Regions from separate parts of the Homo sapiens genome. Here region 1 is linked to region 2. Evidence: read pairs that join two places in POLR2A ChIA-PET (ENCODE). Cell type or tissue: A673. All regions are shown on one strand. Links, peaks and the distances in the headings refer to the core of each region. The heading gives the core; the rest is flanking DNA. Region 1 overlaps AK5 (adenylate kinase 5). Region 2 overlaps ZZZ3 (zinc finger ZZ-type containing 3).

Region 1 (12,902 bases), core at 3,960-8,959, 230 kb before region 2:
GTTGCCCAAGCTGATCTCAAACTCTTGGCCTCAAGTGAGTCACCCGTCTCAGCTTCCCAAAGTGTTGATATTACAGGCATAAGCCAGTGCGCCCAGCCTAGAACACATTTTTGTATGTTTTTATTCTATTTTATCCCACCAACCATCTGTGGATTCTTGGGCAAGTCATTAACATCTTGGGGCTTTGGTTTCCTCAACTGCTAATAAAGAGTTAACATGGATACTAAGCACTGTCTAACAGATCTTCTAGCCTTCAAACCCTATAGTGATGGATGTTATTGTTAATAATAATACTCTTTCATCCAGAATCACAGTATTCTTGAGACACCTTTCATCTTGAGCCTAAATCCTGCCAAGTTGATTGCTAAAAGTAAAGCTTGTTCAGACAACCCACTTATGGTCCTAAATAAAAGAAATACAAAGAGAACAAATGAATATGTTCACAAATTCATTTGTTATACCTAAATAAAGTGTATCCCTAGAACATAGTTTAGTACCATATTAGAAAAACCATTATTATGATAAATGTCAGCAGAATGATTCAAAAACATCATAATGAGTATTTGAATAGATTGCTTTAAAAGACATTTGATTAAAGTCGTACATTTTTCTGGAGTTTTTGAAAAGTAAAGTTTAAGCATAAAATTACTCTTAAAGTAATATTTACTGAAAATTAAGAGTCACTATACTTAACAAAAATATATTACACACATTTCCAAACAAAACAAGAGTACACTTTAGTGCACTCAAGTTATCTATATTATTAAGGATTCCTGCCACTGTGAGAAGTCATAAAAAATGGGGGATTAACACAGGAATAAAGAAAGACAAAGATTACCATTTGCAAACCATTTATGGTTAGGAAATCCAGGGTAATAAACTGAAAGCTATGTGTGATGATCTAGAAAATCTAGTAAAGTGATCATAAAATGAACAATAATGAAGGAAAAGAGATGCCATTCCCCGTATCAAAAAAATGCTAAATATCTGCTACTTATGCTAATATGGCATTCTCTAGCACTGAATAAAAAATATTATGAAACCTTCATGGGAAAAGCAAAGGACTATTTGAGTAAAAGCCAATATATTTCTTGTTTCTGACCCTAATGTTGAAGAACCGTCAAAGTTACTACAATTCCAATTAAAATATCAAAATGTAATATCAACATGTAAAGAACTTTATAAAATATGAAATATAGAGATATGTTAAATCAAGTGTTTTTAAGTGATAATAATGCCCTATGAAATGAGTAGCTATCAACATTAAGAAAAATAAGCCACAATGAACTCTAGTTGAATGAAACAGTTAAATATATGGGGTTTTTCAATTTAAAATGTAATATAATTGCTCCAGTTATTAAGGAAAATGTATTTCCCTTCACTATTGAGCAAATAGAAAAAGGGTGGATGAATTTCATTATTAAAAGATTAAAAATGTTATATTAGAGATATAATAAAACCACCATGAATATGACAGTTTCTTCATATCTAAATTTCACATTTTTAAAAAAAGCCATAAGCATAATAGCAGGCCCTTATTCTACAGATGGGCACGAACAGACATTATTTAGAAAAAAGTTCATACTTGGCTGTTAATCAGGGAAATATTAAGTAACTCAAACGTGCAGTACCACCTCACAACTACTTAAATTATCAAAAATAAAGAAACTCTACAGCGACAGAGCTGTAGAGTATATTCATACATTGCAGGCAGCAGTGTTTTACACTATGGTTGTAAAAGATAGTTGAAAGAATGTAACAAAATCTTTCAAAATCCTTTTTAAGTGCAATATTTCTAGAACTATGTAGTGATGGTGATAATTATATCTACTACACTTACTGGAAAACTAAATTAAGCCCTGCACTGGACACTTTATAGATATTATTTCATATCCTTACTGAAATGCTACAGGTGGACATTACTGACTGTGTTTTAAAGATAAGGAAATTGAGACTCAGAAAGGGACTCAGAAAAGCTACATAAGTCGATCAGATCAGAGAGATTCAAGTCTTGGTTTACCCAAGCTCTTTCTACCACCCCATGCTGCCTCTGAAACAGTGCAAAAGAAAAACAGAAGAGAAAATAAGGAAAAAGAAAGATGAAGGAAAATAAAAGAAATAGGACACCTTTCTGAACTAATCCACATGCCTCATAACAGAAACTAGAAATAATTCAATGCCCAACAGTCACTATGGAAGTGAGTTCAAAGTATATAATAGCATCTATCAAAATGGACACACCCCTCGTATGCAGCAATACTTCTAGGATTCGGTAATGATGACACTACTACTACTACAAGTGATAACCAATTAGTGAATAGCAGGACTGAGGGTTGTTTGGTAGTCGTGGAGTGAGAGGCAGAATGGTATAGTGGAAGTACATCGCCTGGGTGCAAGTCCTAGCTCTGCCCCTTACTAGATGTAGAACAGTAAGTTTAACTCTTAAACTCTATTCATCAACAGCCAAAATTTGTTGATTAATATATTGCTATTAAGTGGGTGAGATGCTCAGGACAGGGCAGTTTTCTTCATGTATCAGTGACATTTTGGGTAGTCTGACTTCATGAAGGTAAATTGAGACTTTACAAAGTGTTTTTTTGTTTTTGTTTTGTTTTGTTTTGTTTTGGAGACAGAGTCTCGCTCTGTCGCCCAGGCTGGAGTGCAGTGGCACAATCTCGGCTCACTGCAAGCTCCGCCTCCCGGGTTCACGCCATTCTCCTGCCTCAGCCTCCCGAGTAGCTGGGACTACAGGTGCCCGCCACCACGCCCGGCTAATTTTTTGTATTTTTAGTAGAGAGGGGGTTTCACCGTGCTGGCCAGGATGGTCTCGATCTCCTGATCTCATGATCCACCCACCTTGGCCTCCCAAAGTGGTGGGATTACAGGCTTGAGCCACTGCGCCCGGCCAGACTTTACAAAGTTTTTAAGTGTGTGTTTCTGTTTCTGTCTTCTCCCTCTTCTCTGCACCCCTCTCAAAATAATAAATATTTTGGCTACATTTTACTATTAGGCATCAAATTCCCACTGTTCATAAATATGTGTGGTCAACGAAAAGGCCTTTTGAGGAAAGCTTTCAATATGAATGCAGGTGCAATATACACAACAAAAAGCAATGAACCTGGAAGAAATGGAGGTAACACAGGAAATGCGAGAAAACATTAGCAGCAGTCTAGTTACATCTTCAGAGAAATATGAGAAAGTAGTGTCACCACAGAACAGGAACAGGATTCCATGAGAGAATGAATCATGTAGTAGAAAAGAGTGGCATAATAGTATTTAGAGATCACAACCATAGGAGGTGAAAAGTGGTATAAGAGATAAATCCTAAAACTGAGAAATCAAGAAATAGCAGTCAAATATATTGTTTATAATGGCAATAACTTCCAGCGGAAACAGCTAAAATAAAAATAAGTTTGCCTGCAAGAGAGTAGACTGCTATTTTTCATGAAGCCTTTTGATATCATATTATCTTTCTTTTCAAACTCTGTGTATATATTACTTTGATTTAATTATTTTTAAATTTTTAAGAGGCTTGGAATAGTCATAACCTTGCTTAGTATAATAGTTGTGTTCCTGGCAATCACAGAGTAATTTTTAATAAATCAATATTAGTTTTCTTTGAGCCCTTAGTAAATCAAATACATTATTTTAGGCTGTGTGTGAAATTTAGAGACTTGCAAGAAGTCCATTCCTTCCAAGAGTCTATCATTTATTCAGGATGGCAATATTATAAGGCAACATATTCCAAATATTAAATAAGAGTAACAGACTGACACTGTCTGTCTCTGGACTTAAGGGTGGAGATGATGTAGGCTTCAGTTCATGGAGAAGGGGGCTAGAGCTGAGTGTTTAAAAGAACCTTGTGATTACACAGAGGAGTGTGGAGGACTGTGGGGTGAAAGGGAGCACACAGGAGCAGAGGCAGGCAGCTCATATGACACTGTGAGATGAGTAGTAAGCCAGGTTGGCAGCAGCATAAGATATGTATTGAAAGGGTGGGGGAAAATCATTATGAAAGGGCAGCCTGAAGATACCATGTCAGGGGAGGATTTTATCTCATAGGAAATAATAAGTCCCTGAATGTCTTGTATGTGTTTGAAAATTTCTGGAGTGTATGATAAAAGCTGTTACATATGTATAATGTGTAGTGATCAAGTCAGAGGTATTCAGGGCATCCATCACCTGAGTACAATACATTTTTGTTAAGTATAGTCATCCTACTCTGTTATCAACATCATTTAATTTATTCCCTTTATTTTAACCTATTTCTCTTCATCCTCCCCTCTCCCTGCCTGCGCTCACCCTTCCCAGTCTCTATTATCTATTTTTTTCACTTCCTACCTCTATGTGTTCAAATTTTTTCTCTCTCACATGTAAGTGAGAACATGCAATATTTGTCTTTTTGTGTCTGGCTTATTTCACTCAAGATAACGACCTCCAGTTCTACCCATGTTGCTGCAAATGACAGGATTTCATTCCTTTTATGGCTGAATAGAATTCCATTGTGTAAATGTGCTACATTTTCTTTGTCCGTTCATCTGTTCATGGATGCACAGGTTGATTTCATTTCTTAGCTATGGTGAATAGTGCTGCACCTGAATGTTTTTGAGCAAGATATAGGCAAGATCAGCCTGCTGGTAATATGTGGCTTGCTGTGACCAGAAGACTAAGCCAGAAGTCAAGAAGGAGTTAAGCAATTATAGCAACCTTTCAGCTAGGACATGAGCATGACTTTAACTTGAACAATGGCATTGGCAATGGAAAGGAGGAATATTAGAATGTTAAAGATACAAAAACTTAGGGATACACAATTTTTTCATCTCTGAGGAACATTAAATATTATTTTACCCTAATTGTCACTGTAAATTTCTAGAATGTCATTATAATCAATCAGAGCTTTGACCAGCATGAGTTAACCACTATTACTACTAAGTTGACAAGGCCAAGCAAAGAAACTCAAGGTTTTAGCTTACATTTAGAGCATCTTCGTGACATAAATACAATTCCCATTAGGCATTCTGAAATGCAAAATATTTTTTAAAGTAACTTGTGGATGCTTATCACTGCTTTCCTAAACCCCAATCATACTCCCAGGCTGGAAACCACTGACTGGACCTAGAACGTCTTCATTTATAGGTGAAGAAGCTTAATCACATGTGTCTGAAAACATACTCCAAGTGATGAGCAGCATGGAGTCAAAACAAGCCTCTTGCATCTTGCTTAAAGTTAGCTACATTCTGCTGGGAATTAACAGGACTTGGTATCTGATTAGTAACATTTTTAGGGAACAACTGAATCATTTGAAAAGCAAATAATCATCCTTTCATTTATCTTTTGTTTAAGACTGGCTTTCCATTAGTAAAGGTTTGCTCAGAGCAATGTAAACCATTATTTCTGTGTTAAAATTGGCTGCTAAAACCACCACCTGGATACTTTTGTCTAACATTGATTTCTCAGCTGCTTATTTTCTTATTATCCTGCCATTTTAAATGACAAGCATTACTGTTTCTTGATCCATTATGACATAATGCCATATTAACAATCATATTGTTTGAAAGTTCCATTGTCATGCACATATATAAATGAGGCTTTAAGAGACTCAAGGTTTGAATTCCTCTTATTCTACTCTGTAACATTTTTTCTTCCATAATTCTGCAAATACAATATCACAAGTGTTGGGCATTAATTGCTTATTCAGATCAATCTCACTGGTCTCCGTAGTGACATGCATATTTTATGATACAAGTCAAGCTGCTAGATTAACAGATGTTTGTCTTTAAAGGAAAGGAAAAGTGAAACAGCAGTCACAGCATCTCTGTCCCTGTATGCATTCAATGTTAAATGCTACATTTAGAGAACAAATTAATAGGTGTATTATCTCTGAATTATCATCACCCCAAGCACTGTCCTCTGTCAGTAAGTTATTTTCAGCATTCAGGTAGTCTTTGCCACTAAATCTTTAACATCTGAGAAACCCAAAGCCATGTAAAAGAACCTGGTCGTTCTTTTGGTTGTTTTGTTGTTGTTGTTGTTGTTGTTTTTGCATTAAGCATTCCTCATGTATGGGAAACTATGATAATTCAGAATGAAAAACGTGGGAGAAATACCTTTAAAATGTTATCAGCTACATAAAGCCTGACATTTAAGAAAACTATTATGCTCTACTGAAAACAATGTGGGAAGCATAAGCTCTATGGAAAAAAAAAAAAAAGATTAATTACAGCCTTGAACTTTCTCCACTTGGCCAAAAGGAGAATAAGAGAATGTGAAGTGTGAAAGCTCTTTTGACGTGGTGACTGGAAGGGCTGCTGTTGCAATGGACAGTCTGAATCACAGACCGCAAATGAAGGAAGCAAATTCAGAATATCAGGGAAGTGGAGGAAAGTAGAAGAGAAGAACCAGGAGACTGGATGGAAGCAGAGCTAGCTCCGAAATGAGAACTACCTTGTCTGGAAAAAAGAAGGCTTACTGATAGTCAAGCAGCATAATTAAGGATCAGTGAAGCTTACAACGTTGAGAATAGTAACTGACTTCTTTGACTAGAGAGCAGCCTGAATTGGAGGGGACTGTACTGTGGGACCCTGTGAGGTATGAAAGTGGATATCCCAAGGCTGCCTTTCTGATGTCTCCAGAGAGAGACTGTAGAATTACTTTGATGTGATACACTATTGGTAAAAGCCAAGACCACATCTGCCTGAGAAAAGAAAATGGTGGAAATGAGGGAATAGAAACATTCCATTTTCAAACGTGTAGTTAAGATGTTTGCAAATTCTTGTCCCAAACGCCAGGAAAGAAAGTGGATGAATCAATGGCTACTGCAAGAATAGTTTCTGTGCCTTGCTAATAGGGAAGAAGGAAGTATCATTATCTGGGCCACTGAGGCTGCCTGAAACAGGAGAAATGCTGGATTACATAAGTTAAATACAGAAAAGTGACAGAAGGATGTAGTGAGGAGGAGAAGATGACTGCAGAAAAAAGGAAGATGGAGGAAATGAATACAATTTTAGCTTTTCATAGAAACTGATAGTGTGATTAATAGGAAATTTGTGAAAATTTGGGAGGTTAAATAATTGCAAATTATTTTATGCATAATATGACACCACAGTGTCTCTAAAATTTGTTTTTTAAGGCTGGGCACGATGGCTCATGCCTGTAATCTCAGTACTTTGGGACGCTGAGACAGACAGATTGCTTGAGCCCAGGAGTTCAAGACCAGTCTGGGCAACATGGTGAAACCCCATCTCTACAAAAAATACAAGAATCAGCTGGATGTGGTGGTGAATGCCTGTAGTTCCAGATACTTGGGAGGCTAAGGTGGGAGGTTCACTTGAGCCCAAGAGGTGGAGGCTGCAGTGAGCCATGATCTCACCACTGCACTCCAAGTTGGGCAACAGAATGAGACTCTGTCTCAAAAAGAAAAAAAAAATCTTTTTTAAAAAAAGAGTATAATTTCATGGCAGGCAGACTTCAAGCCTTTGGTCTGTCCAAATTCAGGAGTGAGAAGAGGGTCTCAGCTGGACATTCAAGGTCTATTTTAACCCTGTAATTCTGTGATTTGGTGAAGGATCACCAGTTATGAAGGATAATTAGCCATTCAGTAAGAGACCTGCAGAATATTAAGAAATTCATTCTGTTCATTTCTGACATTCCTACCCAGGTAAAATCAGTTATGTTTAGTTTCTTTAAAAAGCCACATAAGCACAGTTCTAATGGTGTGAAATCCCTGTACCAGGCATTCATCTATAATTATTTATAATTGCATTATTTGTCATGGTTTACAAAACACAGATGCAAAAGTTTTTACTAGAGCACATATTTCACTATGTGAAAATTATTTCCCTAGACTACTGCATATATGTTGGATGGCCTCATTACTCAGTATCAGTAAACAGTTAACTGATAAAAATGTTATTCTGGACACTCAGGTGAGAGGGGAGAAGCCCATTTTAGCTCAGAGTTGATGATGCTAACAACTTACTCTTACACAAAAGGACAAGCCCAGACCACTTGTAATGAGTGAATGAAAAAAAGGCAATAGGAATAAACATGGAACCAGGGAGATCATCAAAATCACCAATCTGTTTTAAAAAGTAGAAAGGATTTTATTTCAACTTTGGAAGAACATAGGAAATAAAAGCAAACACAAAATGTTTAAAAGTTCTTAAATAATATTTTTGTTCAACTTAATTTACATCTTTTTATGTATATAATACTATATGTAGAATAGCATGATTTTTTTATGTTTAAAGATGAAGGAGCTCTAAAAAAGCTAAAGTAACAAAGAAAGGCAGAGGCACCTTAATAAGAATACTTAAAATGTTTGTGTACAATCACTTTGGAAGAACAATAGATTATTTGTGTCTGTGTATTTTAAGGAAGCTGTAGAAAGATTTGGTTAGCCATTATTTATTTACTTGAAACCTGTATTGCTGTCAAAATTATTATCAAAATAATCCACGGACAAACTTTGTCTTGGGTTAGATCTCCTGGCAGCAGACCCTCTGACAAGGTCTGTTGAGGGAGTTCTCTCAGAAGACACCTGTCATTGAGCGAAGGGAAAAGCAGAAGGGAGGAAAAGGAGTCAGACACAAATAAATGGGTTCAGGAGAAGTCCAGCCTCAGCCTGGTTGCATGGGCAGGTAGGATGATTATGGAAACAGCCCCAGGGGTTGAGTCCTGCTCCCAGACAGCACCCATTAGCTAAGAGCAGTCCTCTAGAGAAGGGTGCAGAAGTGAGCTCTTAGCTCTTAGCTGCCAACACTCACAGCAGCTGAGGCATAGGCACATCACCCTGGTATACATTTATTTGTCTGTCTCAGTACTTTATGCAAAAAAAAAAATATATATATATATACACACACATATATATGTATATATATACATATATACATATATGTGTGTGTATATATATATACACATATGTGTGTGTGTATGTGTGTGTGTGTATATATATATATATATATATATATATATATATCTCCTCAGGCTGTTGTTGCAGTATCTATCCATCCCAAGTGTTCAATTAATAGCTAATGGGTGAATGAACAGATGGATAGGTGCTACAAAAAAAAGACACTGAAGAACCAGATTCTAAGAAATAAATCATAATAATAACCAGCATCTAGAAAACATTTCCCATGTGCAGACACACTGCTTGGATTATTTTCATCAGGTAGGAATTGTTATTATCTTGATTTTATGCCTGCAGAAACTGAGATGGATGTTTTCCAGAGCCACATGGCTGGTGTGACATCAGAGCTGACACATTTAACTTCTTCGTTACACCAAATGCTCAGAAATTAGGAAGGTGAAATAAATGGGGTGAAACAAATATTGATAACTACTTATCCTGAGTCATTTATAGCTTCATAGAGTGGCTTTGTTTTCCTTTTAAAAGATAGAATTAACAGCTGCATTTTCCTCGTTCTACAACAAATGGACAGGTACGTAGACTCCAACATACTCCTTGAATAAAAATGAGAAATTCTAGAATCCTTGGATCATGCAGAGTACTTGAAACATCCAGAAGATTCTCAGTATTTTTGTCTCCGCTATATTACAGATTAACCATTGACTGTGAAGATATATAATTATACAATCTAAATTGATTATGTTTAGGCCTGCCTGTAGTTTAAAATATACTATGAGTATTATTACAAGGCATGAGATTAAAATGGATGTTAATTTTTCAGTATTCCTCCTAAGCACAAGTTTCCAAGCCCAAATCTCATGAATGGAATGTGAAAGAGCCTCTGATACATTTGAGGCCTTTTTAATGAGTTGCTTAGCTCTTCTTCAGGGTAATTACTGATTTGTTCTGTGCTGTATATGAGATAACTGACTTAAAGTTTAAGCCAAAATCCCTCTGTAATTCACTTGACATATTAGAGAAAGAAATAAAATAACACATTTTAAACAAACACTAATGTTTTCTTAAAGTGAGATAAGTATCTGGCTACTTACAAATCATTAAAAATTATGTATCTGGATTTTAGAAAGAGAGAACCTATATTGGTTTCTCTTCCGTGTGTGCCCAGGGAGTTGTGTTCAACTCTCTCGGCTGTCATTCAGCTGTGTTAATTGTGACTGGCAAACACAGAATCCAAATCCGCACATTCATAATAATAGTTCTGACTCTTCTGACAAGACCGCTAAGTAGGTCATGATTTTATGCCAAAAGGAAATGGCCTTTTGGTGGCCAAAGGAATGATTGCTGGGTTTTTTTTTTAATATAATTCATGGAAATCTATTCTGCAATCTAGTGTTAATGTCATTGTTGTAGTTTCTCATTCCAAATTCATCACTTTGCCCACCATGTCCCATTTTGCCCTTCCAACCAGGACATAGTAGTGGGATTTCCTTTAAAATATTTTATTTATTTATTTAGATTTATATTTTTGAGACAGGGTCTTGCTCTGTCACCCAGGCTGGAGTGCGGTGATGTGATCACAGCTCACTGCAGTCTCGACCTTCTGGGCTCAATCAGTCTTCCGACCTCAGCCTTCCAAGTAGCTGGGACTGCAGGTATGCCCCACCACACGCAGCTACTTATTTTTATTTATTAATTAATTTATTTTTTGTACAGACAGGGTCTCACTATGTTGTCCAGGCTAGTAAAATCTTTTAAAACTGAGGAAAGCATTTTGTGATACTGTAACTATAGTTATTACTACTTCAGAGTAAACACATCAATCTAGCTAGTTGTCAGGGCATAATTTTTGTAATACCTTTTACTTCTTTTGGAGGAAAAGCCATTGAGACAGCAATTCATTTATTCACTTGCAGGGCATCTCCTTTAAGTTAGTGTCTGCTTGATTCAAAAGCGATTATGGAAATGTGAAAGCTAGGCACAGATTGGGACAATTTGTTGCTATTGTGGCTTTTCTTTTATCATTGTTATAATGGTATTTATGAAATAAATGTAAAACGGGATTTTTAAAAAGTAGTGATCATGAGAGCTAAGAAGTTGTCAGAAAGATATGTAAGTCATTTTGGACTTAAAAGAATTTATCCCACCTCAAATACTTCCAGAAAACGTGATTCTACATAGACAACCACTTGCCACTTCCCAGTGTGGTAATTGGCAACACTTAGATTTACTACATGCAAAGTTCTGTACTAATAATGGATTTTCTACCTTTCAGCATTCCATACCCACATGACACTATTTTCTAGACGAGGAAAGAAGCTTAGAGAATCAGTAACTCCTCCAGAGTCACATAGCTAGTAAGGTGTGCCTGGGATTTGATCCAGGTGGTCTACCTCTCCACCTCATCACTTCCCTTGAGTGTGACCTGTGGTCAAAGAGAAACAGTGCATTATTGTTGATATTATTAAGAAACTGATTTATCAAGCCAGATTTTAAAATAATGTAAATCTTGGCCAGGCACAGTGGCTCATGCCTGTTCATCCCAGCACTTTGGGAGGTTGAGGTGGGCCTATCACTTGAAGTCAGGAGTTCGAGACCAGCCTGGCCAACATGGTGAAACCCTGTCTCTACTAAAAATACAAAAATTAACTGGCTGTGGTGACGTGTACCTGTAGTTCCAGCTACTCGGGAGGCTGAGGCAGGAGAATGGAGTGAACCCGGGAGGCAGAGCTTGCAGTGAGCTGAGATCATGCCACTGCACTCCAACCTGGGTGACAGAGCGAGACTCCATCTCAAAAAAAAAAAAAGAAAAAGAAAAAATGTCGTAAATCTGAATGTGTGCTTTGTGATTCATGAATTCTTGTCAGATAAAGAGTATGTGGTGGGGCAGCCACAAACTCAAACAAGGATCTTCATGGGCCTGGAATATTGTGGGCTCAAATTCTCTCTCTCCTATGACACTTTCTTTAATCCTCATTCCCACTTACTCCACAAAACCTTCTTAATCCTCCTTCCCTCTCTGGGACCAGTTAATCCTTCTTTCTCTTTTGATCTCCTACTGTAGTTCTCTATACAGCTCTGTGACAGCCCTTATTTTGCATTAATGTTAGGGTTAAGTAAAAGTCTCCCTCATTGGATTGTGGACTCTTTAAAGGCAAGAGTCCTATTTTACTGAACAATGAACTCTAGTGCATGGCATATAGTAGGTGCACAACAAGTTTTTGTAATGAATTAATTAATATAAATGGCCACACAGTAATGTCACTTTCTCACTCATCTCTAATGGAAGTTCCTACTTGGACAGGGAGAGGACATTCTTAAAAGGTCAAAACATAATCTATATTATATGATACTAGAGAAAAACATCTTTTCATACTATCCGCAACAAATGTATGTACTCAATAAATATTGGTTGAGTCATAATCAACTGTTAAAAACTTCCAATGAGCTTGCGAATTCAAGAATTTACTGGGAAGTTTACCAAAAAATTAATTGTAACTCACATAGCTTTTAAGAGACACAGGATCTAAGAATACTCAGGACAAGAGACCTTTAAATCTGCACTCCCCTCAGTAATTTTAAAAGTGAATATGAGGGCCCTCCTCTCCCTCATTTGTTCCTGCAGTGAAAGAAGGAGATCACTTTGGGAGAGTTCAAACATGATATTGATCTCCTACACTGCTGAGAGACATAATGGATTCTTTTTTTTTTAGGATAAGAATGGAGCTTTGTTTGGAAGAAAAGGGGTCCTGCAAAATGTGATAAACTTTCCAAATATCCTACAAAGTCTCTTTGTCATTTTGTAAAAGTGGACATACTGCCTTTGTTTTTGTGTGATCAAGTTTGACTCATTCTGCAAAGCCTGAGGGTTGCATTTAAAATTGGCATTAATTTTGTTTTTCACAGGCTTAGCTTTTTTCCCTGAGGCTTCTAACAAATTCTAGTTGGCTTCTGTCTCTATTATTGACCATGTGTACCAAGTGGAATATTGTCTATAAAAATTTGAAGGCATCTGTTGCTTTGCAAAGACTAT
Region 2 (12,902 bases), core at 349-5,348:
CGGCCAGGGATGGACTGACCAAGGAAGCCAATCTATTGGATAGTCAAGAACCAGGTTCTCTTTAGAGACTGTGACGAGGCTCTGGGAATAAAATGTCATATAAAGTTGGGATCATGACAAGCACAGTAGGAAGCCAATGCCATCTGCAAAATGAAATTTCAGGGGAAAGGAAGAAAGTGTGCAAAAAACATTAATAAAATAAGAAAAACTAGCCTGTACTGTACAAAGACAAGCAGTGGTGAGAGAGTATATATAATCTTGAATACTGACAGGTTATAATTTCATGAGGTCTGCCTCGAATTTGTTTTCTGATCATGAGTATTCGCAAGATTGTTTGCTATCATTTATTTAAAATAAACCCCTTTGTTGTTTGAGATACTCTGAGTGAATTTCTGATTCCTGCAACAAGCTGCAAACAAGTTCTGATTACCTTAACTTTATTGTCCTTGTTAGTTTTAAATAGCTTAAAGAAGTTATTTACTAGTCACTGAATTTAAGTAACTTGTATAGGAAATTTTAAAACAATCTGTCAGTGTTTTTTAATCACATTATTATAACCTTCAAAAAATGGTCTTTTTCCCCTGAAGACTCAAAGATTCTTATGGGAACAGACCTTAAAAGATGACCTTTTCAATTTATCCCTAGGTTCTGCTTTTCTAAATATATGCCACAGAATTCTTGAGTTTTCTCTCTTAAAATAGAAAGCTAAATGCAACTATATTATAGCTAACAGAATAAAAATTTCACAATCATCTAGAAAAAAACCCCTGACAACCAGTCAGATCAAGATTCCCTTGATATTTCCCTACTCCAGAATTTTAGATTACCTATTCTATGAAACAATCCACTGTAAAATCTAAAATGTTTACCTCTTATTCTAGTATTACAAATACATAAAAGTTTCATATAACAGAGGCAAGTTAGTAACTTCTAGTTAAAAACTAATACTGTAACAAACAACATACCTCAAATATAGCCCAAACTACATGTATGTTAAACTATATGTAGGCTATCATTTCATAGTAACTGCAAAGACACAGCACATGTCATTTTAAATTAATTGTAGCATCTACTCAAAATTATGAGTTTTTAACCAAGAAAGTTGAGTACTATCCTCTACTGAAAATCTTTAATAGAACAGACACACATAAAAAGGCAAGGACACACATTTTCTTTCAAGTCCTTCAATTCAGTAAAGACAACCACAATCAAATTCTTAACCACTCTGTAGGCTTCTAATGCCTACTGGCAAAACTCTAGATTGTAAAATTGTATTTACAATCATATAAAACATTCTGATAATACCAAACCTAAATTTATTTTATAACACAATGACTTCTCTTTGGGAGTCTGGTATTATTAAAAACTGAACTTACATTTCTTATATGACCATGTAAAAACATGATTTTACCACTAGGTAACAAACTCGGACAACTCATCTGTAAACATGAGACTCCTCTTATATGTCTCCACATAGCTGAGTTAAATTAACCATATGAATGATGATATCGCATATTTTTCTTTCGAAAATTTAAATGTTAAAAAATCACTAACACTATATAAAATTCAGAATCTTGAAAGTCAAATAATGGTATTTAAATTTTTCTACTATGAAAAGCATGCTAAATTTTTCTCTGACATTTTCAAAGCAGTATAATGCTTGAAATTTCACCACCGATACATCAACCAACCAGACAGACATGATTCTCTCAAAGAGCTTATGGTCTCTTGTACACATTTACAGGCAATTATAACTACAACACAGCACACAAGGAGCAACTAATAATCAGGCCTAAAGATAAGATTTCTCAGAGAATATGATGTCTAAATTCAGAAAGGCTTTGTAGAAGTAGCACAATAATCAAGAAAACAGGGAAAAGGTAGAGCAGGCAGTTAGGCATATGAGGAGGGCCTAGAATGAGAGAACATAATTAAGGAACTAAGGAAATCAAGATTCAATTGGAATAGAATGTACAGTGAGAGGCAGACAGTAAAAGACATGTTTAAAAATCATGCAATGATTCATTTTAAAGAGTCGATTTTATTCTAAGACATTTACTCCAGCTACAGTATAAGAATTCATTGGCAAAGTAAACTAGCACCACAGAAAGCAAATAAGGAAGTATGTTAAGTAATCCAGAAAAGAGATGACAGTGGCCTACATTAGAAAGAAAGAAAGAACGAAAGAATGGAAGGAAGGAAGGAAGGAAGGAAGGAAGGAAGGAAGGAAGGAAGGAAGGAAACTGAGCTGAATCAGTAAGAACAGTAGGAGAGGAAGGTGTAGTAAACAAGTAGTTGAAGAATACTTTGCTTTTTCTGGATTGGGCAAGTAAAAGACTCCACCAAATCAAGGAAAAAACGTGAATATTCAATGTGAGTATGAAAGAAGCAGTAAGTTCAGTTTCAGACATGTTCCACTGGGTATACTATGGGACATGGAAATGCAGCTATCCACTAAATGGTCTGATACTCAAGAATAATCTAAGCTGGTGATAGGCATTTCAAAATTCATCAGTATATAGATAGTAATTTAAGCCACAGCAGTGAGTGGGAACACCCAGAGAGAGGATGCAAAGGAAGAACAAAGCCAGTAACTGAAGCCTAAGCAGTGCCAAAAATAAGGGCAAGAACACAGAAAGAAGTGAGTCCAAAACCATGTATATAATACACTAATTATAACTACAGAAATCAAAATAAAGTTTTTTTGTAGAAACAAAAGCTTAGCATCATACTGCCAGCGAAAAATAATTGGAAGGCAGTTGTAGAGTTCCTCAAATCTAGCCCAATCACCTTGATTTGGTAAATAATTTAAAGATAAAGTTTAACAATATAGTGAGATTCTAGATCTAAATAATATAAGCATCTTGAAAATAAAAACATTATCTAGTTATAATTAGTGTCTCAAAAAACACTACTGGCCAGGCACAGTGGCTCGTAACTGTAATCCCAAGACTTTGGGAGGATCACTTGACACCCAAAGTTCGTGACCAGCCTGGGCAACACAGAAGGAGCCTGTCTCTACAAAAAAATTAAATAAAATTAGAAGGCTGAGGCGGGAGGATCACTTGAGCCCAGGAGTTCAAGGCTGCAGTGAGCCATGATTGTGTCACTGCACTTGAGCCTGGGTGACAGAGTGAGACCCTCCCTTTAAAAAAAAAATCCAGTGAAGAAAGAGTTTGGGAAAAAATTTAAGAAATAAAAATTTAAATTTAAATTTAAGTTAAAAAAAAAAAAAAAAAGTCCAGGCATGGTGCCTCACACCTGCAATCCCAGCACTTTGGGAGGCCAAGGTGGGCGGATGGCTTGAGCCCAGGAGTTTGAGACCAGCCTGGGCAACATGACAAAACCCCATCTCTACAAGAAAATATAAAAATTAGCCACGTGTGGTGGTACGCACCTGTAGTCCCAGCTACTTGGGAAGCCAAGGCAGGAGGATTTCCTGTGCCCAGGAAATCGAGGCTGCGGTAAGGCATGATCACACCACTGTACTCCAGCCTGGGGAACAGAGCAAGACCCTGTCTTGAAAAAATATAAATATAATAACGATAAAAGAAAAAAGAATATACTTCCAGTTTTTATTGTAATCTTAACTGACATCTTACACTTTTTCAATCTCACATCTCACATGTTAAGACGGTAACATGATCCTTCCCTCCAACTAAAAGTTTAAGCATAATCTTAATTATGTTTTGAGAACCTTTAGTTAAAATATATGAATGCGTTAATAACTGAAGGGTCGGGTGTGCTGGCTTATGCCTGTAATCCCAACACTTTGGGAGGCCGAGGAAAGAGGCCAGGAGTTCAAAACTAGCCTGGGCAACATAATGAGGCCTTGTCTCCACAAAAAAAAAAAAAAAAAAAAATTAGCCAGGTGTGGTGGCACACACCTGTAGTCCCAGCTACTCAGGCAGCTGAGGTGGGAGGATTGCTTGAGCCGGAGGGGCTGAGGCTGCAGTGAGCCTAGACTGTGCCACTGCACTACAACCTGGGTGACAGAGTGAGAACCTGTCTCAAAAGAAACAAAACAAACAAAATAAACTAAAAGGAATGATAATGTAAAACAAATGAAAAATAGCAAAAAAAAAAAAAAAAAACCTGAATCAAATTTTTCCAACACAAATGGTAAAAATTAAAGTACAAGGAAAAATAGATTTCTCCAAAATACTTTACATTTAAATTTATTTAAAAAGAAAACCATCTACTAGAAACTGGATTGAAAAAGAACATATTCACCATGGCTTTATTAAAATATTATACAGCAAATCTGGTACAACAAAAATCCTTGAAATATCTGTGAAAAATAGCTAACAAATACGTAATTTCTTAGACTCTTAGAATTACCATTTGAAACCTAGTAAAAAAGTTTCATATCTTTTTGTATGTCACCTTCTCTCTTTTACCCATCCTCAAGAACTTTATCTCACCAGTAACCTAATTTTTATTTCTGTTCCAACCTCAGCAATACCTAATCATAACTAAAACAAGTAGGTAGAAGTTACCATCATTCTTCAATTAAAATTCTTACTGTTACAATTTCTGACTTCAACTTCTTTAAAAAAAAGAAGTTGCTGAAACTATTTTTTAAGGTATAAGTAAAAGCTCGCCCACAGTAATCCCCAGATAATCAAACTGCAGGCTTGGGTTTGAGTATTATAGGAAGAAAACATACCCAGTGCATACTAAAATTACATCAGAGACATCCACTTACAGTCATAACAGAGTAACTGACACAGAATGGCCATCCTGCCATCCACAACTACAAAACTGGAGAAAATATACAAATAATAACTATTTCCAAACATTAGACAACAGACAGCATGTAACTGTGATCTGTGAGAGAAGGCAAACAGATGAAATAAGCCCTATTATCACCCTCTCTTTCTACTTGGAAGTACTGTCAGTACTATAGAACAGGGAGGTGTGTTGCTCAGCAGAGAGACAGAAAACAGTTTGGGGAAGCTGAAGCGGCTAGAATTTGTGGGACGGAGTATCAAAAAGGAAGAAGCAACACAGAAAGACAAACAATGCTATCTGCATAGAGGTCCTCTTGAGTCTGGCTGAATATAATGCTGCACACACATAAGATGAGACTCCACAAACCAAGCAAAGAACAACTACCAAGGAGCTATATAAAGAACAACTAACAGTGTCCTCATAAGGCTAGAAACATTCATGATTCTATCAACCATAGTAAATTACCTCTTTAAACAAGATATCACTAAGACCATACTATAGAAGGCTAACCGAGATCTAGAGAACAGGCTACTCTGTACTTCCCCTAACAAAGGTAAGCATAAGCCTTAACAGGACCAAGTTTATCCCCAAATTAACTGCCTGTCAGAACAAATGTCAACATTTTTTAAGGAAAGAAAACAAAATCCTGACCCTCAGCAACATATGTACAATGTCTATAATCCAATTCCCAAGATTAGTAGACATGTGAAAATTCAATCACAGCACACCACAGAAAATCTTGCCTGAGAGGGTCCTGCACAAATTATTAGTCTCCTCTGGCCACATTCAGATTTTCCCTATGTTAAAATCAGAGAATAAAGAGACAAACAAAAGCAGCTTTCCACAGTAAAAGAAATAAAAGTTAAACAAACAAAAAGATTCCACTGAAAAGTAAGACCAAAAAAAAAGAGAGAAGTAGATCACAACACAGATCTTCCCATTTATTACTATACATTACAATATCTGATAACATGAAACAACACAAAAAATAGCATATATGGTATACTCTTCTTACTAATATGTAAAAATACAACATTCCTAAGCCTACTTGTGAAATAATAAAAAGTAAATATATTGGTCTCTACTCCCAGTTCTGGGCATAGAGCTCCTAAAACTCTTGTAAATAGGGATGCTAGAAAAATCTTTGTTCCTAATAGTTGGTCTTTGATCCCAGTTCCTGACACAGAGCTCCTAAGACCTCTACAATTTCCTGAGTGACAGGAGTGCCTGACACAGAGTTCCTGAATCCCTTAGAATTTCCTGGATGATAGGAGACCCTTTTGTTCTAATAAAGTCACTCTGGGTGGAGTCCTGGGTGGAGGATGGTCATTACAAAGAGCAAGCCATCATTACAACTTACAAGCCCCAACCCTTGTGTGCTCTGGGGAGGTTAGAAGAGCTGGAGATTGAGTTAATAATCATGCATGCCTGAGAAATGAAGCTCCATTTTGAAAAACCCCTAAAAGACAAAGTTTAGAGAGCTACTAGATTGGTGAACACATCTACGAGCTATGAGGGTTGCTGACCCAAACTCCACAGGAAAAAAAGCTTCTGTGCCTGGGACCCTTCCAGACCTTGCCGTACATACATATCTCTTCATCTGACTCTTCATTTGGATCCTTCGAAATATCCTTTGTAATTAATCAGCCGTAATAAGTAAATTGTTTTCCTGAGGTCTGTGAGCCACTCTAGCAAATTATCAAATCTGAGGAGGGGGTGGTGGGACCCTCCAATTTGTAGCCAAGTCAGACCGAAACTGTGGGTAACCTGAGGACCTACCATTTGTGATTGGCTTCTGAAGTGGGAGGCAGTCTTGTAGGATGGAGACCTTAACCTGTGGGGTCTGCACTAACTCCAGTTAGTGTCAGAATATTGAATGGAATCATAGGACATTCAACTGAGTCAGAGAATTGGTCAGTGGGAAAAACCACCACAAATCTGGTCACAGAAGTGTTGAGTGTGAGTAGAGAGAAAAACAGTTGAGGTTTCCTATAGATCTGGTGTCAGAAGTGAAGTACTGAGACAGAGTGAGTATAGAAGGAAAAAAGTTGGGTTTTCTGTACACTTCTATAAAAAATTACCAAAATTAAGTTTCTGCAACTAAAAGCTAAGCTTCAATTAGTGTCAAAATTGTAGATAAATAATTGTTTTAGATGGGGTTTATTGCTAAGTGAGTCTTTCTTACCATATATATAAGGAAATAATTATTGTTTCTCTGTTCAGAATTTAGATCTGGTAACTTACATGAAACACAGCCCCTAAACCGGAAAGCATACAAACAAGAAAACACAATCAAACATCCCACACACTAACACATATTCATTCAAAGATAAACTCCTCAATGTATCAATCACTAAAGAATCATGAGACATAATTCTGACAAGTGTTATTCTGATATCCAATTTCAGAGAAAACTAAAAGCAGTCAATTAGAAGGAAAGTCTTAGTTACTAAAGGAAGGTGACTCATGAAAGCCAACAAAAATGAAGAAAACAATAAAAAGTCACAGAACTTAGAAAAGAACATAGAAAAGAAACAGATTATAAGAACATAAAAAACCAAGTAGCCCAAAATAATTTATCACAGGAAAAAAACAGACCTATTCTGGCAATGATGCCAGAAAAGTATTACTTCATAACCTCTGTCAAAAAGATGAACCTAAATCAAAAAGAAAAGGTTAAGCCAGGCATGGTGGCTCACACCTGTAATCCCAGCACTTTGGGAGGCTGAGGGGGGCGGATCACTTGAGGTCAGGAGTTCGAGACCAGCCTGGTCAACATGATGAAACTCTGTCTCTACTAAAAAAAAAAAAAATACAAAAACTAGCCGGGTGTGGTGGCACGTCTGTAATCCCAGCTACTCAGGAGGCTGAGGCAGGAGAATCACTTGAACCTGGGAGGCAGAGGTTGCAGTGAGCTGAGATGGCACCACTGCACTCCAGCCTGGGTGACAGAGTGAGACCCTGTCTCAAAAAAAAAAGAAAAAAAAGAAAAGGTTAAATTATACTTGGGTACAAATATACTTGGATTACAGCAGAGAATCACTTTTAGATACCATCTACAGTAGTTGAAACAAAACAAGTTGGTATTCAAAGGAAAAAGCAAAAAATTCACTTAATGTTTTGGTTAGTCAATGGCTTACTCTACTTACAAGCAAAAATTACATATTTTAGAGCAGCAGTCCCCAACCTTTTTGGCACTGGGAACTGGTTTCATGAAGGACAATTTTTTCCACAGACTGGGTGATGGGGTTGTTTCAGGATGATTCAAGCACATTACATTTACTGTGTACTTTATTTCTATTATCCTTATTATTCCATTGTAATATCTAATGAAATAATTATACAACTCACCATAATGTAGAATCAGTGGGAGCCCTAAGCTTGTTTTCCTGCAACTAGACGATCTCATCTGGGGGTGATAAGAGACAGTGACAGATCATCAGGCATTAGATTCTCATAAGGAGCGTGCAACCTAGATCCCTCACATGCATGGTTCACAATAGAGTTCGTGCTCCTATGAGAATCTAATTTCACTGTTGATCTGACAGGAGGTGCTGTTCACCTCCTGGTGTGCAGCCCAGTTCCTAACAGGCCATGGACTGGTTGGGGACCCCTGTTTTAGAAAGCTACCTCTCTCTTCCCATTAATCTTTGTGCCAGACCAGAGGGGTAAATCCGGCTATTATTCTACAGCCTTTTCTGGTGAGTTGAGAAGGTACACCAAGCATGAGTTTTCCTTAGTAATCTTTGACTTTAATATACCTACCGCATTCTAAAATACCCCAGAGTATTCTTTTCATATTATTCAAATCCTCTATTTGAAATCAAGCTACAGCCATAGTTTTATTTCACCAGTTTATTCTTCACAAATAAGATGTTCTTTAAAATAATGAACATGAAAGTATTTCATTCAATAAATAAAGCAAAGTACTTACCTATAATGCTGATTCTGTAACAAATAAAAATCAGATAATCATGACTACAATTACAGAACCTAACCTCAGGGTAAAGAATTCCTGACAACTGAGTCCCCAAGATCTGCTCCATGAGGGTTCTCAACATAGAAACCCAAAAGCCCATGAAGTAAGTCCTCACTGGATGAGGTAACCAAGTATAGTTCAAACTAGTAATTAAAAGATAGAAGTTTGATCCTATTTAGTAATTCATTATATTACTTAAAATTAATAATCTAAAATTCTTAATTACGAGTTAGGAAATGGGGACTGTATAACGGTGCCTATCCTGTCTACTTTCAAACTGTCATGATAGTCAAATGAGAAACTAATGAAATTGCTTTGTAAATTATGAAGCACAATACAGATGTAAAATTATCTTATTCAGGGTAGGATGACTCCTCTAGTGATTTTTAAGCAAGATCCTGGAGTTTTTCTGGCCCCTTGAAAGAAATTACTTTGACCAACAGTAAAAGTAGACTCTCAATAAGTAAATCTCCAAGAACTGATTAAGATTTTCTCTATGCAGCTTCCAAAATTGATGAAAATATCAAATGTTTGTTTAATCAACTATGAAATAAGCATGGTGCAATAAGAAGGACATATTATAATTATTTACTATCATTAACGTTTTCCAAAATCCAAGTTTAACACAATTCTTAGAAACTCTTAAACGTGACTTGAAAATAATATTCTCACCTGCAGAGTACCTGAGCAACACTCTTAGATGAGCAATAACTATCTTACAGGTTCATTATCTAGAAACTTAAGAACTGGTATAAATGTTAGCAATCTGTTATCAATGAGTTAATCTTTGTAAGAGCTCAAGAATCTAGAATCCCTAAATTTGACTTTTCACCCCCTTATCTGTTCATGAAATGTTATAATACCAAAGATCCTTAAATGAAGATACCCAAGGTCTTTCAAACACAAATTTATTTAAGTAATGTTGCACAATGATAATTCAGAGGCAGCTGACCAAAGCACATTTTCATTTAGAAGTTTATTTTCCAGTGATTACGTTTTGAATTGGAAGAAACGCTCTGAACATTAAAACCTAAGACCTAAAATCTTCCACACTTGTGCTTCCTAGAGCCAGACCTTCAAAATTTAGAGATCTGTTTCAGTGCTCCTGATTCAAAAATTAGCAAGGTCAATTCCGAAACAGAAAGGGCAATCACAGTTAAGTAAATAATCTCATTCAGTGAGGCTATTTAAGCCTAAAAAGAAATCATTAGGTACTGTATTATCTAACACTTTAACAGATTCTATCAACCCTGAAGATCAAAGAGCCTTCAGATAAAGAATATTTCTTTTGATCCTCCACCCCTAATCTTTCAGAAGGCATGTCTAATAAAATAATCCACAGATGGAATCTTGCCAGAGAAAAAGATATTCTCTGGTCCCTTTCTCACAGTGGGGTTCTCCATTTGGAAAAATAAATATATAAAAGCACACTGTGGATTTATGCGCTAGAGAAGAGGGATGGCATCTAGAGAGGCATCAAGCTAGTACCCAGAACATCCACAGATTTGTTTCCCTGGTCTAATGCCTAATTTACTATAAATCACATCTAAGACTAGGATTCTACACAATACTTTCGCAAACATTTACAAGTGATCGGATGACCTTATATGGGATATCTTTGCACACAAGACAGATAAACTGTAAGCTGAACACTAGGATAGAAGGCTGTTGATCACTGTTAGGTTAGAGGAAAAGTTTCAACTAGAATAACACAGAGTTATGTCCTCCTGGCTCTAGACAAAGAATTATGCCATGCTCAGTATTTTCTATTAACAACTTACTTTTAAAACTGGCTATCAAGAAGTATTCATTCCCTACTGGTAGAGATATTCATATTTAGGCTGGGCAATGCTCAACCTCGGTTTCAAAAAGCAATTACCTGGAGAACGTTTCTAGCACAGGGAGAATAAGGAAGAGAAGTAACATTTGACAAGGTATGTACATATGTGTGTACAGGAGGAGAATAAACCATCTCCTTCAAGTGCCTTTTTTTAAAACCCAAGTGCTTTTTAACATCATTTTCAAACTGCCAGAAATTTACTTGAGACTTGAAAGCACCAGACAGGTGTCATGATGCTACTTTTAGCGATGGCAACTTGGATTAAAAAGAGCCAACATTATATCCAACCAACTCTTGGCTCTAGACAATGAAGGTATGGGGGAGGAAAGAGACTTTACTGAAAGAGATTAGATCTGACATGATCAAACACCCTCTCCCAATTTTCCTTAAATTAGCTCTGAGATGCTAATCATGATACTCCATCTCATTTCTGATTTGCTTCCTTTGAAAAAAAAGAAAAAAGAGAAAAGTCTCAAAAGTGCGATCCTAGCCAGGTTAGGTGGTTCATGCCTGTAATCCCAGCACTTTGGGAGGCCAAGGCGGGCAGATCGCTCGAACCCAGGAGTTCAAGATCAGCCTGGACAACATGGCGAACCCCTGTCTCAATTAAAATTACAAAAAATTAGACAGGTGTGATGGCGTACACCTGTAGTCCCAGCAGCAACTTGGGAGGCTGAGGTGGGAGGATAACCTAAGCCTGGGAGGTAGGTCAAAGCTGCAGTGAGCCACGACTGTGCCACTGCACTCCAGCCCGGGTGGCAGAGTGAGACTCTGTCTCCAAAACAAAAAACAAACAAACAAAAAAAGTGCTATCCTTCAAAAGATCTGGAGCAAGGCAAAAAGGCAAGAATCAGTAATTTTTTCCCCAATGTCACCCAATGAGGCATTAATTTGAAAACACTGTTCTAACAAAGCAACTAGCATCCAAATTCCAAAGGAGTCTCTATATCTTAAGGAACACATGAAAAATAAACATATAAAAGCACACTATATAAAATGTATAAAAGCACCAATTAAGCTGTATTGTTCTCATCCTCAAAGGGTTATGAATGTGGAATATCAATGTTATGACTGTATCTTTAGGTAACTGTTTTATGTGAACATCATCCTTCAGAATTATTATCGGGCAATCTCTTACAAAAAGTAATACTGTAGTGAATTACTAGAAAAAAAATTTCCACAATCAATAACGAGTCAAGACTAAAACAATAAAAAGCAAAGAACAGAACTAACATATATCATTTTATAAAAATTCACATTTCTTTAGTTTTTGGTATTTTCCTAAGACATACGCTCTCCTTCCCTGCACTGCAGATAAACAGGTCTACTTTTAAAAACTGATACTAGGCCAGGTGCAGTGGCTCATGCCTATACTCAATACTCTGGGAGGCTGAGGTGGGAGGATCAATCGAGCCCAGGAGATTAAGACGAGCCTGGGCACCATGGTGAAAACCTGCCTCTACAAAATACAAAAAAATATTAGCCAGGAGTGGTGGCATGTGCCTGTAGTCCCAGCTACTTGGGAGGCTGAGATGGGAGGATTGCTTGAGCCCAGGGAAGTCAAGGTTGCAGTGAGCCATGATTGCACCTGTGTACTCAAGCCTGGGCAACAAGTGCGATGCTGTCTCAAAAAACGAAAAACAAAAACAAACAAACAAACAAAAAAACTGACAGTATATATGAACAGCAGAACTCAACTTATTTCTAATACAAAAAAAACTTCATTTATGAGTTGTTTTGCTATCTAAAACTGGACTTCAAATATTCCAAATACTCGAGACTCCTAACATTTTCACAAAATTGTAAAATGCTCAGATGACATGAACTATCAAATACAATATTAAGATAGTATTTCAAAAGAAAGCAGAAGAAAACTTTTCAGAAGGGGCCTATGCTGAAAGACCACTGTATTACCATATACAAATCTACACTATCTACAATGCATGGCAAAAAAAATATTATGTCCCACAACCAGGATTTGATACTTTGATCTGACACATACCAGGGTCTGGCAATTGTCACAACAAAACCACTAGAAATGTTCCTCAAATCAAAGTATTTATGTACAGTCTATATAATCTGGTTGTGATATTAATTCAAAAGCCTACCCTGTAGCAATAAAGGTAATTAACTTATTACATAAGTCTGTCTTTTATTGTTGCTAATCATGATATTTATGATGAGCACTGTGTGTTCTAGTTCTTTTCAGGATTATCTAGACATAGTAAGCTCCAAATCTTTTGTGTTATGGCCCTGAATACTTTATAGGAAATCTAGGCAAGAAATATTGTGAAAAATTTGGATACAGAATTCTTTATTTACAACAGTGACTTAGCAAAGGTTGAGAGC

What was found. ChIA-PET counts read pairs that join two places held together with the same protein. Peaks named below come from ENCODE experiments on the same cell type or tissue, not always from the same donor. Only the 100,000 strongest peaks of a DNase experiment are listed, where the experiment ranks them.
Region 1: POLR2A ChIA-PET joins it to region 2 with 5 read pairs; 3 of 35 experiments call an interaction of 5 or more read pairs at or near these places.

Annotation. Positions count from the first base shown.
Region 1 is chr1:77,382,552-77,395,453 of GRCh38, forward strand. All of the region lies in intron 6 of AK5 (adenylate kinase 5), which reads left to right. Among named protein-coding and RNA genes, the nearest start is that of AK5, 110 kb to the left of the region's middle. In A673, for the core only: no CTCF peak of the experiment used is centred there; no DNase peak of the experiment used is centred there.
Region 2 is chr1:77,618,295-77,631,196 of GRCh38, forward strand. The region is part of intron 5 of ZZZ3 (zinc finger ZZ-type containing 3); the gene reads right to left. Among named protein-coding and RNA genes, the nearest start is that of ZZZ3, 58 kb to the right of the region's middle. In A673, for the core only: no CTCF peak of the experiment used is centred there; a DNase peak (open chromatin) is centred at 2,247; H3K27ac peaks cover 5,000 bases.